Linked DNA regions of Homo sapiens: region 1 is linked to region 2. Evidence: chromatin contacts called from ENCODE Hi-C or POLR2A ChIA-PET data. All regions are on one chromosome and are shown on one strand. The core of a region is the stretch at or near the end of the contact, and the rest is flanking DNA. Distances in the headings are between cores, read along the strand shown.

Region 1 (6,736 bases), core at 3,014-5,513, 37 kb before region 2:
AAGCAAAGACAAAGAAATTGCTTCAAGAAAATCAAAAAATTTAAATCTGAGATTTTCTAAAAAGAGAACGCTAATCTACAAAAACTAACAACTTATTTTCAAAGTACTGTAGTTTGGTTCATGCAAGTGTACTCATTTCAATATTAACTAGTTCAGATCCTCACGTAACCCTTAAAGTGAAAATTCCACAGTCCTATAGAAAGATTTAAACTCTAACTTTTTAACTCCTGAAGAAATAATCATTACCGTAATTAACAACTATTGCTTCAGGCAATGCCATAACTCAGGGTGTCAAAAGAAGTGGAGTTCTGTAGTCTTAGGTAATAAGTCTGGAAATTGTTCCAGGCAGTCACCTTGAAATATCTAAATCAGTTAATTGCGAAGACTGAGCACAAGAAAAAGTATATAAATTCTCTATTGTACCAGAACAATGTTCCACCTATGTGATCACAGAAATGTGGGTGAAACGTATTAGAGTAAATATGTTCCATGTAGTCTCATATACACTGTAACCTATGCAATGTTCCCAAACTTATTTTATTTTTCCTTTTTTCCTTTTTTTTTTTTTTTTTTTGAGACAGAGTTTCACTCTTGTTGCCCAGGCCGGAGTGCAATGGCGCAATCTCAGCTCACTGCAACCTCCATCTCCCAGGTTCAAGTGATTCTCCTGCCTCAGCCTCCTGAGTAGCTGGGATTACAGGCATGCACCACCATACCTGGCTAATTTTGTATTTTTACTAGAGACGGGGTTTCACCATATTGGTCAGGCTGGTCTCGAACTCCTGACCTCAGGTGATCCACCCACCTCAGCCTCCCAAAGTGCTGGGATTACAGGCATGAGCCACCACACTCAGCCTTATTTTATTTCTATAACTGCAGTTTTTATTTTAGATTCAGGAGGTACATGTGCAGGTTTGTTACATGGGTATATTTTATGATGCTGAGGTTTGGACTGATCTCATCACCCAGGTAGTGAATACAGTATCCAACAGTTAGTTATGCAACCCTTTCTCCCCTCCCTCCTTCAAGCTTCTACTAGTCTCCAGGGTCTATTGTTGCCATCTTTATGTCCACGAGTACCGAAGTGGACATAAGTGTTTAGCTCCCACTTCTAAGTGAGAGCATGCAGTACTCGCTTTTCTGTTCCTGCACTGACTTGCTTGCCTCCATGTTCCTGCAAAGAACATGCTTTTGTTCTTTTTTATAGCTGAATAGTATTTCACGGTGTATATGTACCACATTTTCTTTATCCAGTCTATTACTGATGGGCATTTAGGTTGAGTCCATGTCTTTACTACTGTGAATAGTGCTGCAAGGAACATATGTGGGCATGTGTCTTTTTGGTAGAACAATTTTTTTCTTTTGGATATATACCCAGCAATGGGATTGCTAGGTCAAATGGTAGCTCTGTTTTAAGTTCTTGGGGACATTCTCAAACTGCTCTCCAGAGTGGCTGAACTAATTTACGTTCCCACTAATAATGTATAAGCATTTCTTCTTCTCTACAGCCTCACCAGCATCTCATTTTTTGACTTTTTAATAATAACCATTCTCACTGTCTCATTGTGGTATTGATTTGCATTTCTCTGATGATTAGTGATGTGGAGCATTTTTTTGTATGTCTTCTTTTGAGAAGTGTCTGTTCATGTCTTTTGCCCACTTTTTAATGAGGTTATTTGTTTTTTGCTTGTTGAATTAAGTTTCTTATAGATTTTAGATATTAAACCTTTGTTGGATGCATTGTTTGAGAATATTTCCTCCCATTCTGTAGGTTGTCTGTTTACTCTAGTGTTAGTTTCTTTTGCTATACAGAAGCTCTTTAATTCCCAAACTGATTTTAATGGCTAATCAAAAATATGAGGAGGTAATTTGTAATATTTCCTGCATACAGTAATTTCATAAGATTTTCTTTAAGTTGTAGGTTTTTATTGGATTGATTTTAAGTAAATATTATTGATGGAAATTCTCACAAGTCTTCATTATTGGGAAGCAGAATTAAAGACTGAAGGAAGTACCCACTCATATCTATACAAAGTCAGATGATTTTAAAGTCTCCAACAAAGTTATATGTAGTAAATTGGAAAACAACACAACAAGACCCTGTGAAAAAGAGACCTAGTGGGAAAGGACCAAGCCCGTCATTAGCAGTGAAAACTTGGGATGTTATTAATGTAAGCCTCACCCTTAAAATGGGAAAACCAATATCTACCTTGGTGGCATTAAAGGAGCAAATCAATATAGGCTGTGATGCTCAATAAATATGTCTGGGATAAATGAACGCTGTAAGTTACCCATCAGCTACACTGCCGTTTCTGGCAGGTACCTTCTTATTAACAAGTGGTTGCTCATGAGAATAATAATAGCACCTAGAATTTATTGCGTATGTGTTACATGCAAGGCACAGTTCTCAGCATTTCACACGAATTGCTTAATTTAATGATCACTACAGCTGCATGGGGTATTACTTCCTCTGTTTCGAGGACCTTGTCCACATACACAGAGCTTGTACAGATGTAAGCAGTCGGCTTTCCCATATAATTGTATTTAGTCCTTCAGCTGAAATTACTCTTCATCACAAGTCTGTTTCCACTAGCTCGTGTAAGGATTATTGCTGAACTATGTCAGGGCTATATATAAATTCTGGTATCCAAAGGAAAAAGTCCAGGATTAAATCCACTGTACAGGCTTTCTACTCACATGTCCAGGCTCTTCTGGATCACAGAGGCAGGTTATAAAACTGTTTACCAGAAACTGTTTTGACACGACCCAGGTCTATCCAGGGAGATCTAGACTCAATCAAAAAACTAAATTGCCACGACCTTTGCCCAACATATTTTCACCTTCCTGGACTTTGGTTCCTCTGATGCTAAAATGGAAAACGTTTGGGCAATCGACTAGCTGATTTTCTCACTAAACGGTGCTCTGGTGTTTGAGAAGGGTACCACACCAGCTTTACAGATAAGGTCACCAAGTTTTGTATTCTTCAATAGCTCTGTAGTGTGTTTACAAACGAATGCCCCTTCCCTAAGCAGGGGGTTTGGATGACATTGAAAAGCCTATTCCCTACTTGACATAAATTACTTTAGCAGAAGGGTAAGGCTGAAGTGACTATTTGAAAAGTTGTGTCTGCGATCCTTATTTGCAGATGCTGAGCAAGATCAGTGCTGTTTGTATCATGTGTGGCAGTGTCCCCTCTCAATATCAAAGTAAAGGGCTCTTAGTCCCTTAATGGATTCCCTGCTCACCTTATCCCAATGATATTCTCAACCTGATGCTTCTCACTTCCTGGTAGAACACTCATCAGTCTCAGACTAGACTAAACACTCAAGATCACTGAGATTCTGAAATCTGGCTTCATGCCAGAAACCTTAACATTCAAAGTGAAATGAACACACTTAACCAAATACATCTTGATGACTCTCTCAGGGCATTTTCTGTACAGGGAGAACTTCCATCTCTTAATCTCAAGAATGGTACTTTCTCCCCCAAGAAACTGGTCCATTCTCCAATGCCTAAAATATAAACAAACAAAGTGGGACACCAAATAACACTCTCACTGCATCCAGCCCTGTAGCCAGAATACGAGTCTAATTACAGTCGTTGGGCTTCAAGTACCACAACGTGGAAAAACAATTTAGAAAATGCCTTCTCCTCCTTGTGGCCACCCCACTTCTCCTTCACATGCAGAATGCTTCCAAGTATGATATGTTCTAGACTTAATTTTAGCACAAGGCTCTTTGCTTTGTAACTCTGGTCTCTTCATTCAAAGTTTACATAAATGGAAATAGGAAAATACACAGACTTTTCAAAAAAAAGTTGACTGTGAGAAAATAAAAAGATTGTAGTCTATTGAGAAAGACATAAACATCTAAGGAAAGTTTTGATGCTTGGGACTTTTTGTACATTTGTTACTACTTTCTTAAAAAATGATGGGAAATTTGAGCAACTGTCAAGCCAAGAAAAAAAGCCCATGAGGGAAAGGGTCAAAAGAGGCCAGAGAGGTACACAGAAATGATGAAGCAGTGTCCCAAGGGACAACGTGGGATCAAGAACACAGGAGACAGGTAGCCTCAGAGACAGGAGTGAAGGATGTCTCTCTTTAAGACAAGAAGGAAAAGGGGCAAAAGCGGGTGACAAACAGAAAAATCTGATGTGAAGGGAAGCTGTGAGAGGCACTCAGTATAGATGTATAACAGGGTGTTCTGCCAAGATTTCCCATGGGGTCCTAAGCAGCATGAAGCCAAGAAACATTAGGAACAGCCACAATAGGTCAGCAAAGGAGTTCCCGTAGTTTCAAATGAAATTTTACCCAGTACTCTAACAGTGTATAAGCTTCTGAGGAAGTAGTCAATGTTCCATAGAGATAAGAGAAAATTCAAACAGGCAAACAACTCTGCAAGGCTGAATTGCAGGCATGATCTAAAACTTCCTTCTTTCTTCTAAAGGCCTCCTCCGTTCCAAAGTTGCTCATCCTAAAACCTGAAAAAAAAAATGACTCAGAAGTGGTTCCCATCTCAAGAACTACCCACGAGTCTCAGTGGACACATGTGAGTATGAGATGTGAGTATGGGATACTTTTCTAGAGATTTTAGAATGTTTGCTACTGAAGAGTTTGAATTGTTAATTTTAGAGTTGGTCCATGACATTACCTTTGCACTCTGACTCTTATTAAAATACCTTTATTGAGATATAATTTACCTATTCACTTATTTAACATGTATTTCACCTATTTTAATTGTACAATTCAATGGCTTTTAGAATATTCAGAGCTGTGCAACCATCATCACAATCCATTTTAGAACATTTTTATCACCCACATAAAAAACACCATACCCATTATCAGTCACTCCCTCTTTTCCTTCAACACTACCCTTCCCTCTAGCCCCTGGCAACTACTAGCCTACTTTCTGTCTCTACAGATTTGCCTATTCTAGATATTTCATATAATGAAATTATACAATATGTGCACTTTTGTGACTGGCTCCTTTCACTTTGCAAAATATTTTCAAAGTTCATCTGTGTTGTAGCTTGTATCAGTAATTCTTCCTTCCTATTGCTGAAAATATTCCATTGTATAGAATACCTGTGCCACCTTTTATTTATTCATTCATCAGATATGTATTGTTTCCACTTTTTGGCTATTATAAATAATGCTGCTAAGTACATTCATGTACAAGTTTTTTGAGTGAGCATACGTTTTTAATTCTCTTGAGTATATACCTATGAGTGAAATTGCTAGGTCCAACAGTAACTCTATATTTAACCTTTCCTGAACCTGCCAACCTGTTTCTCAAAGCAGCTACACCATGTTACGTTCCCATCAGCAATGTAAAGGGTTCCAATTTCTCCACATCCTCACCTACACTTGTTATTTTCTGTTTTTGTTACAATTGTCATCCTAGATGTGAAGTAGATCTCACTGGGGTTTTGATTTGCATTTCCCTGATAATCAGTGATGCTGAACATAATTTTACGTATTTATTGGCCATTTATAGATCTTCTTTGGTAAAATGTCTGTTCAAATCCTTCACTCATTTTTTTAGTTATCTTTTCAGTATTAAATGAAAGGTTCTTTACATGGTCTACATACAGGTCCTTTATCAGATACATAATTTATAAATATTTTCTCCCATTCTGTCAATTGCCTTTTCACTTTCCTGATTGTGTCTTTGCCACAGAAAAATTTTTAACTTTGATGAAATCTAACTTACCTATCTTTTCATAGGTGCTTACGGTTTTGCTATTATATCTAAGAAATCGTTGACAAATCCAAGGTTATGACAACTTACACCTATGTTTTCTTCTAAGAGTATTACATGTTTAGCTCTTATATTTAAGTATTTGGTTAATTGTAGTTTTTGTATATGGTGGGAGGTAAGGGTCAAAATTCATTCTTTTACATATGTATATCCAGCAGTCCAAGCAACATTTGTTGAAAAGACTACTCCTTTCCCCCTGAATTGTCTTGGCACTCTTGTCAAAAATCAACTGATTGTAAATGCAAGGATTTATTTATGGACTTTCGATTCTATTCCATTTGTCTGTGTCTATCCTTAATCCAGCATCACGCTGTCTTGATTACTGTAGCTTTCAGTAAGTTTTGAAATCAGGAAGTGTGATTCCTCCGAGTTCATTCTTTTCCAAGGTTGTTTTGGCTATTCTGAGGCCTTTAAATTATCTTATGAATTTCAGGATTAGCCTATCAATTTCTGCAAAGAAGTCAGCTGAAATTCTCATGAGAATTGCATTTAATCTTCAGATCAATTTGGAAACTACTGCCATCTTAACAATATTAAGTCTTTTGACTCATGAACATGGTACGCCTTTGCATTTATTTAGATCTTCTTTAATAATCTTTCAACAGTGTAGCTTTCAGAGTATAAGATTTGCATTTCTTTCGTTAAATTTATTCCAAGGTATTTTATTCTTTTTGAGGATATTATAAAGGAAATTATTTCACCATATTTTATTTACAAATTGATCATAGCTAGTGTATAAAAATACAATTGATTTTTGTATGTTAATCTTGTATCCTGCACCCTTGCTGAACTTGCTTGTAAGTGCTAATAGTTTTCTTAGTGGGTTCCTTAGAATTTTCTATCTACAAACAGAGATCTGTTTGTGTTATCTACAAACAGAGATCATCTTACTTCTTCTTTTCCAGTGTGGATCCTTTTGATTTCATTTTCTTGTCTAGCAGTACAATGTTTAACACAGATTGCAAGAAAAGACATCC
Region 2 (6,877 bases), core at 2,447-4,946:
TAGATGCCAGTAACACCCTCCCCCTACCCCAGTTATGAAAACCTAAACTGCTTCCAGATGTTGTAAATGTACCCTAGGGGTAACCTCCCACCCTCCGTTGAGAAGCACTGCGTTAGGGGAACTTGTCCATAGACTCTACCTACACTCTTGTTGCCGCATTCCTACTGCCTCCATCCCCACCGCTGCTACTTTAGCTCAGGCCTTCATCATCTTCAACATGGACTATTACAGTACACTCCCAACAGCCTCCTTGCCACCCACCTCCAGGGATCTCATACATTCTCCAGACTGCCAGCGGTGTGCAGTGCATGCTGGAGTGCACCACCAGAATCACCTTCAGCCTGAGGCACTCTCTCCTCTAGTTGCTGAGCCTTCTCCAGGAACTGCCCTCAGGGAAAGAGAACCACTTCACTATGGTTATGTGCCCCTCTGCAGGGGCAGCCTGTATCCAGTCATGCTCAGCACAGGGGTATAAAGGCCTGACCTCTCTGCCTCTCTGGATAGGGCCACTCCACCTCCAAAGCTTCCCTGTGGGACCAGGTGAATCTGTTACAGCTGGTTCCTCATTCAACTCCTCCTTTGCCCAAACCTGCTTTGTTAGCGTCCCCTCAAATGCTGGTCCCAAGAACACTCCCCAGTAAACTTCCTGTATGCAAATCTCCCCTCTTGGGTCTCTTTCCTGAAGGGCAAGACCAAAAACAGAGAGCTGTCTTTCTAGATTACAAACCTGACCATGTTTCTTCCCTGCCAACCTTTCCACATTCACTTCTCATCGCCTGCACTGAAGAGTCCTAAAATAATTTTTAGAGTCGCATCAAGGGGTCACAATCAGTGATCTGCTGCGAAAGCAGCTCTTTGGTTTGTGGGGTGGGGAGAGAAGGCCCTAATGTGTAGCATTTGCTGATTTCCACGGTGCAAATATTTCCACCACTGTTGATCTCCAGCTACCACCGGCTTGCAACCGGCTTGCAAAATGACTGGCTATTTAATACCCAGTTCCCATAAGCCAGACACAAGCCAGCTTGAGCACACCACTGATAGCCCCTGACCATTCGCTATTGTTAACTCTAATTGTTTGCCTTCGCTTCAGCCATGACAAATTCTTGCAAATCTCAGACCTCCAGGATGCGCTGAGGTTCTGTGCCCTTATTCACGCTGTTTTCTCTGTCTAGAGTATGTTTCCTTTCCCTGTCTGACTCATGCAAACCTACTCAATGCTCTGGATCCAGCTCACATAAAATCTCTTCCATAAACATTTTCAGGATTCACCTCCACCCATCCCATTTCACTCAAAGGTGAAGCAGAACCCTCCTTTTTGTGTGTCTGCATGTGTCATAAATACTTTCTATCATAGTGCTCTTCTTATATTTTATTACATATTTCTGTTTACAAAACTCTACTGTCTAGACTGTAACTACTCTGAGGGCAGGGTCTTATTTATATTTTTAGTAACTGGCAAAAAGTATACTCATGAGATGTGTTTAATGAATAAACTAAAAAAAAAAAAAAATTGGCCCCACTTCCTAGCTCAACTTTATCATGAAGTACAAGTCTTAAAAATGTCTCAAGGAAAAGACATTCCGTTGCCCCAAATGTGAATCATAAGTTTGACCTCCCACGTCCTACTTCCAGATTGTTTCAGAGAGGCAAAGCATGGATGAAGGCTGGGACAGGGCATGACCTCTAAGGCTTCATCCCAAACCCAAGGGTCTCTGTATCAAGGAAAAAAGCACTTGTGGAAACAGGAGCAATTTTTGCTGGTCCAAGGGGAGGGTGCAGGTGCACCATCTGGTTACCTCCTGGCCAGGCAACTTGGAGACCAACCTTTTCGGATGCTACTGCCTCAGACTCAGAGTCAAGCCGAGTACTTTATTGTGATTCATTTTTAAATCAAACTACATGAATTCATGCAGTGCCTACTGCTTGTAAAATGCTGTATCTTTAAAATAAGAATAGAAAGGCCAGGTGTGGTGGCTTAGGCCTGCAATCCCAGCACTTTGGCAGGCCGAGGCAGGTGGATCACCTGAGGTCAGGAGTTCAAGACCAGCCTGGCCAACATGGTGAAACACCGTCTGTACTAAAATTATTAAAAAAAAAAAAAAAAAAAAAATTAGCCAGGTGTGGTAGTGCACACCTGTAGTCCCAGCTACTTGGAAGGCTGATGCAGGAGAATCACTTGAACCTGGGAGGCGGAGGTTGCAGTGAGCCAAGATCGCGCCACTGCACTCCAGCCTGGGTGACAGAGTGAGACTCCATCTTGAAAGAAAGATAAAGAAAGAAAGAGAGAAAGAGAGAAAGAGGCCGGGCGCGGTGGCTCACGCCTGTAATCCCAGCACTTTGGGAAGCCGAGGCGGGCGGATCACGAGGTCAGGAGATCGAGACCATCCTGGCTAACATGGTGAAACCCCGTCTCTACTAAAAATACAAAAAATTAGCCGGGCGAGGTGGCGGGCGCCTGTAGTCCCAGCTACTCAGGAGGCTGAGGCAGGAGAATGGCGTGAACCCCAGGGGGCGGAGCCTGCAGTGAGCCGAGATCGCGCCACTGCACTCTAGCCTGGGCGACAGCGAGACTCCGTCTCAAAAAAAAAAAAAAAAAAAAAAAGAGAGAGAAAGAAAGAAAAAGAAAGAAAGAAAGAAAGAAAGAAAGAAATAAAGAAAGAAAGAAAGAAAGAAAGAAAGACAAAGAAAGAAAGACAAAGAAAGAAAGAAAAAAGAAAGAAAGGACAACCAACACCTCAGAGGACTCTGAGGAGTAATAATCATCCCTGCTTTTAACTCAAATATACCTCCCCACACAAAAAAACTTCTGCAAAACAAAGAAAAATAACAGTAAACTCTTCCACAGCACCTGCTTGCTGTATACCACTTCTTTTTTAAAGCCTTTACATATATTAACTATCTATGTATAGTTTATGTACTATATATTATATGTAACATTTATATGATGTATATTATATAGCATATAATACTAGTATTAACTCTATGTCCTGGATACCAGTATCATCCCCATTTTACAGATTAAAAAACAGAGATGTTAAGTAATTTGCCTAAGACTACACAGCTAGTAAGTGGAAGAGCAGGGATTTGAACCCAGGTAGCCTGGCTCCAAAATCCATGCCCTTCATAATGCTAAAAGAAAGAGAAAAACGCTCCTTTACAGCTTTTCTCCACTGTCATCGAAAGATCGGTAGTATCCCTTTCAAAGACTGTAACCCGGGAGTGCCGGCCTTTGCCCTTAACCTTGGCACGCCACACATGGCTGATCACCTGCAACAGCTACACCCAGCCAGCCCTACACCTACTAACACCTCCGTTGTCAAGGAAGCCTTTATTTTTAACAACTTCAGTGTGTGGAAATGCCATGAATCCCAAGGACAGAAGAAAAGAGAGGCGAAAAAGGAAAGGCAACTCCACCTCCGGCAATGAAGACAAATCCCTCTGAGCAATGCTGCAAAGCGCCAGGATGAGTTAAAGCAGCAGGAGGACATCCGGCCCCGCAAACAATCAGTTCACTGACCAGGGAGAAGGAGCCTTCTCATTACCTGGGGATGGCTAAAAGAGTGAGCCACAGGGGGTCAAGAGTGGAGATGTGGCTGAGAAAAAAAAAAGCAGAAAGAAAATACAATGGAGAATGAAAAGAGCCCTGGCCAGGGCCGGCTGCAACTGGGAGTGAGGCCAAGGCAGTGATGGGCAGACTCGGCAGCAAGCAGCAAGACAGCCATGGGGGAACCACAGACCTCCAGCTTCGGGCTGGGAACAGAAAGGTCCGCACCTTAGCAACCTTAACGGACTCTCCATGCACTGCAGACAAGCAAAATGACTGTGTTTCCTAAATAAAAAGTTAGACTACATTTAAGTGACAAGAAAAAAAAGACAGTGATTTTTTAGAAAGAGTCCAGTGAAAAACAGAGTCAAATTAGGCCTCTGCACTCAGAAAACTAAACTTGAATTTGAAAAAAAAAAAAAACAAAAACAAAACCATATTACAATATTTCCCTACAGGGCTAGATAATTGAGCCATTGCTAGTGGGGTAAGGGGTCCTGGGGATATACATTAGAAACAACAAGACAAATTAGGGAAACGCTGTAACAATATTTAGGTGAGTCTGTCAGGGTTTATTGATAGAAGAGGCATTTAAAGATGCCTCCCTGTTTCAGTCCCAGGCTAACGGGCTGACTTCCCTTCATCTCTACCCCAAGAACGGCTCAGTCCTCTTTCTGCTGTATTCCAGATGCAGCCTCTCAATTTCGGGTTGAAACAGCCCTGTTTGCCAACTGACCTCAACAGTCTGGCAGTTCTGCACTCCCCTGGACTCAGCCCAGTCTCTCCTTCAGCAAGTCTCCCCAGCACAGGCTCCCCGCTAGGAATAAGCGTCCCTCAGCTCCTGCTCACTCCTAGTACACCTTCATTAACTGTCTCTTCCCTGGCCCACTAATGCTCACCCTTCTGAATGCCCCAATGGCCCAAACTAAGCCATTGCTCTATTTCTTTCTTTCTTCATCTCCTTCCTCCTCCAATGCCTTTTACTCAACTGCCTTCCATGCAATCATCAAATTCCAATTCCTAGCCGGGCATGGTGGCTCACGCCTGTAATCCCAGCACTTTGGGAGGCCAAGATGGGCACATCACTTGAGGTCAGGAGTTCAAGACCAGCCTGGTCAACATGGTAAAACCCCGTCTCCACTAAAAATACAAAAATTAGCGAGGCATGGTGGCGGGTGCCTGTAATTCCAGCTACTCGGGAGGCTGAGGCTGGAGAATCACTTGAACCTCGGAGGCAGAGGTTGCAGTAAACCAAGATCATGCCACTGCACTCCAATCTGGGCGACAGAGCAAGACTCCATCTCAAAAATATAAAAATGACATTAAAAAAATCCAATTCCCAAACCTACTTCTACATGAAACTGTTTTGTATGTAAGAAACAAAGGTTAGGCTGGGCGTGGTGGCTCACACCTGTAATTCCAACACTTTGGGAGGCCGAGGCGGGTGGACCACCTGAGGTCAGGAGTTCGAAACCAGCCTGGCCAACATAGTGAAACCCCGTCTCTATTAAAAATACAAAAAATTAGCCAGGCGTGGTGACGCATGCCTGTAATCCCAGCTACTAGGGAGGCTGAGGCAGGAGAATTGCTTGAACCTGGGAGGCGGAGGTTGCAGTGTGCTGAGATCATGCCATTGTACTCCAGCCTGGGCAACAAGAGTGAAACTCCGTCTCAAAAAAAAAAAAAAAAAAGAAACAGAGGTTATAATAAAATACAAAGTTATATAAATCATCCACAACATCAAGTGGTCCAATGAATGACCACTTCAGATAATTGCATAATTCAATACCTTTAAAAAAAAAAAAAACCTTATTCTTAAGTCTAGCAATTGTGTTTTCCAGTACCCATTCTGCAATAAGCTCAAAGCACAGCAATTGTAAAAGGGTGGAGGAGGCGTTCGTGCATGTACTTTGGCGTCTGTGGGGGGTACTCAAATGATACCCAAAAGGCAGGGTAAGCAGAAGCAATGAGACTGAGTGGCTCTAGAGTGCCCCTGATCGAAGTTGGCATCCCGACTCTGCAATTAACTACTTCTGTGACTTCAGAGAAAATTACTTAACCTCCCTGAACTTTGGTTTCCTCACCTGTGAAAGGAAGAAACAACACATACCTAATAGGTTAGTAGTGAAGGAGCAATGAGCTGATACACATGAGAGCTCTGGAATACAGTAAATATCTATCAACATTGGTGGAGAAACTGAGGTACAGAAAATGGCTTAGCTCAGCCAGTCCTACTTCTGATTTAGCCTGAGTAACATGATTCTTAATCCAGCAATTCAATCTCTTAACATTTAGTATAGCTTAGGCTTTCTGTGTGTCACTCAAAAAGCTTGTTGACTAATGTAAATCCAGGCTGTATCCTTGTATTGTGTTCCCATTCCCTAGCAGAATGCTAGAGTTCTGTTGCTTAATGGAAAACTGTCAATTATTGGCTTGATTCTTGATATTCTTAGGCCAAATGATAGATCCACCCTCCCCCATCCTGGTGTCTATTAATCACCAGAAGAGACTACAGCAATAAAAGTAAATATAACGCTAAGGTAGCAGCTGGTAAAACAACATGCTGCATACCCAAAATACCTTTATTGCAGGGTAAAAAATAAGCACTTCTTTTCTTGCTTAAAACCCTTAACTCCTTAGGTGTATGTGTACCCATTTGATTTCTTATGCAGTGTTCAATACATATTTTAATAAATTGAAGTAAATTGGAACTAAACCTAAGATTGATGCATTTGAAACTGAAGCTGATAGTATAAATATCTCAAAATAAGAAAAAGAGACCTGCACAAGCTTTACTTTTCCAAGCCAGATTAGAGAAATGCACCATATCTCTCATCTAAATAACTATTAATGAGAAATAAAGGTAGTGTGTATGTCCTGTCAACCCAATTATTACACATAAATCAGGAGCTCTTTTAGTATTCTTAATGACGCAGGCTTTAGAAACAATTCATTGTTACCCAAAGAGAATTCTTATAGGGAAATACTCATGGTTCAGTGAGAAGAATATTTAAAAAAAAAATGGAGAGATTCGGTCCTAGCCTTGGGTTCACCAACTGGTAGTCATGTAAGCCCAAAACACGTTACTTCCTTTAAATATGCAGAAGTTTTCCCATCTACAAAACAAGAAAAATATGTATTCTTCTTTGTTAACTTTTTAATATGAACCAAACAACATTTATCCATGATTTGATCTTTGATTTCTGAAAATTGTTCACAAATCAAGGCAGGGCTGTCCACATTTACAATTTCACTTTTGTTAAATGAACCAGAATTAGCTTACTGACAGACAGACTTAGCTAAGGCTGAGCCAGCCCTTTTGCTTTTGAGGTC

What was found. A loop is a pair of places that touch in the nucleus more often than their neighbours do. ChIA-PET counts read pairs that join two places held with the same protein, here RNA polymerase II (POLR2A). Pooled maps may share reads with other maps.
Region 1: a loop to region 2 is called in a map of gastrocnemius medialis, with 2.1 times the contacts of the local background. The contact joins the promoter of MAP2K6-AS1 here to the enhancer-like site in region 2. A Hi-C loop is called at or near these places in 6 of 168 maps with a recorded cell type or tissue (PC-3, gastrocnemius medialis, heart left ventricle and 2 more) and 4 of 50 pooled maps. POLR2A ChIA-PET finds 5 or more read pairs at or near these places in 6 of 52 experiments (GM12878, H1, MCF 10A and 2 more).

What each region holds. Positions count from the first base shown.
Region 1 is chr17:69,483,059-69,489,794 of GRCh38, reverse strand. It overlaps MAP2K6-AS1 (MAP2K6 antisense RNA 1), which reads left to right and starts at 4,263. Exons shown (of 2, transcript NR_145982.1): 1 at 4,263-4,547. All of the region lies in intron 1 of MAP2K6 (mitogen-activated protein kinase kinase 6), which reads right to left.
Region 2 is chr17:69,445,335-69,452,211 of GRCh38, reverse strand. All of the region lies in intron 1 of MAP2K6 (mitogen-activated protein kinase kinase 6), which reads right to left. Among named protein-coding and RNA genes, the nearest start is that of MAP2K6, 34 kb to the right of the region's middle. RefSeq lists enhancers at 2,611-3,592, 3,593-4,573. Within about 2 kb of position 3,696, at least 12 of the 41 ENCODE cell types and tissues checked have a DNase peak (open chromatin) inside an H3K27ac peak, as active enhancers do; they include gastrocnemius medialis, heart right ventricle and psoas muscle, where a contact is called at or near this core.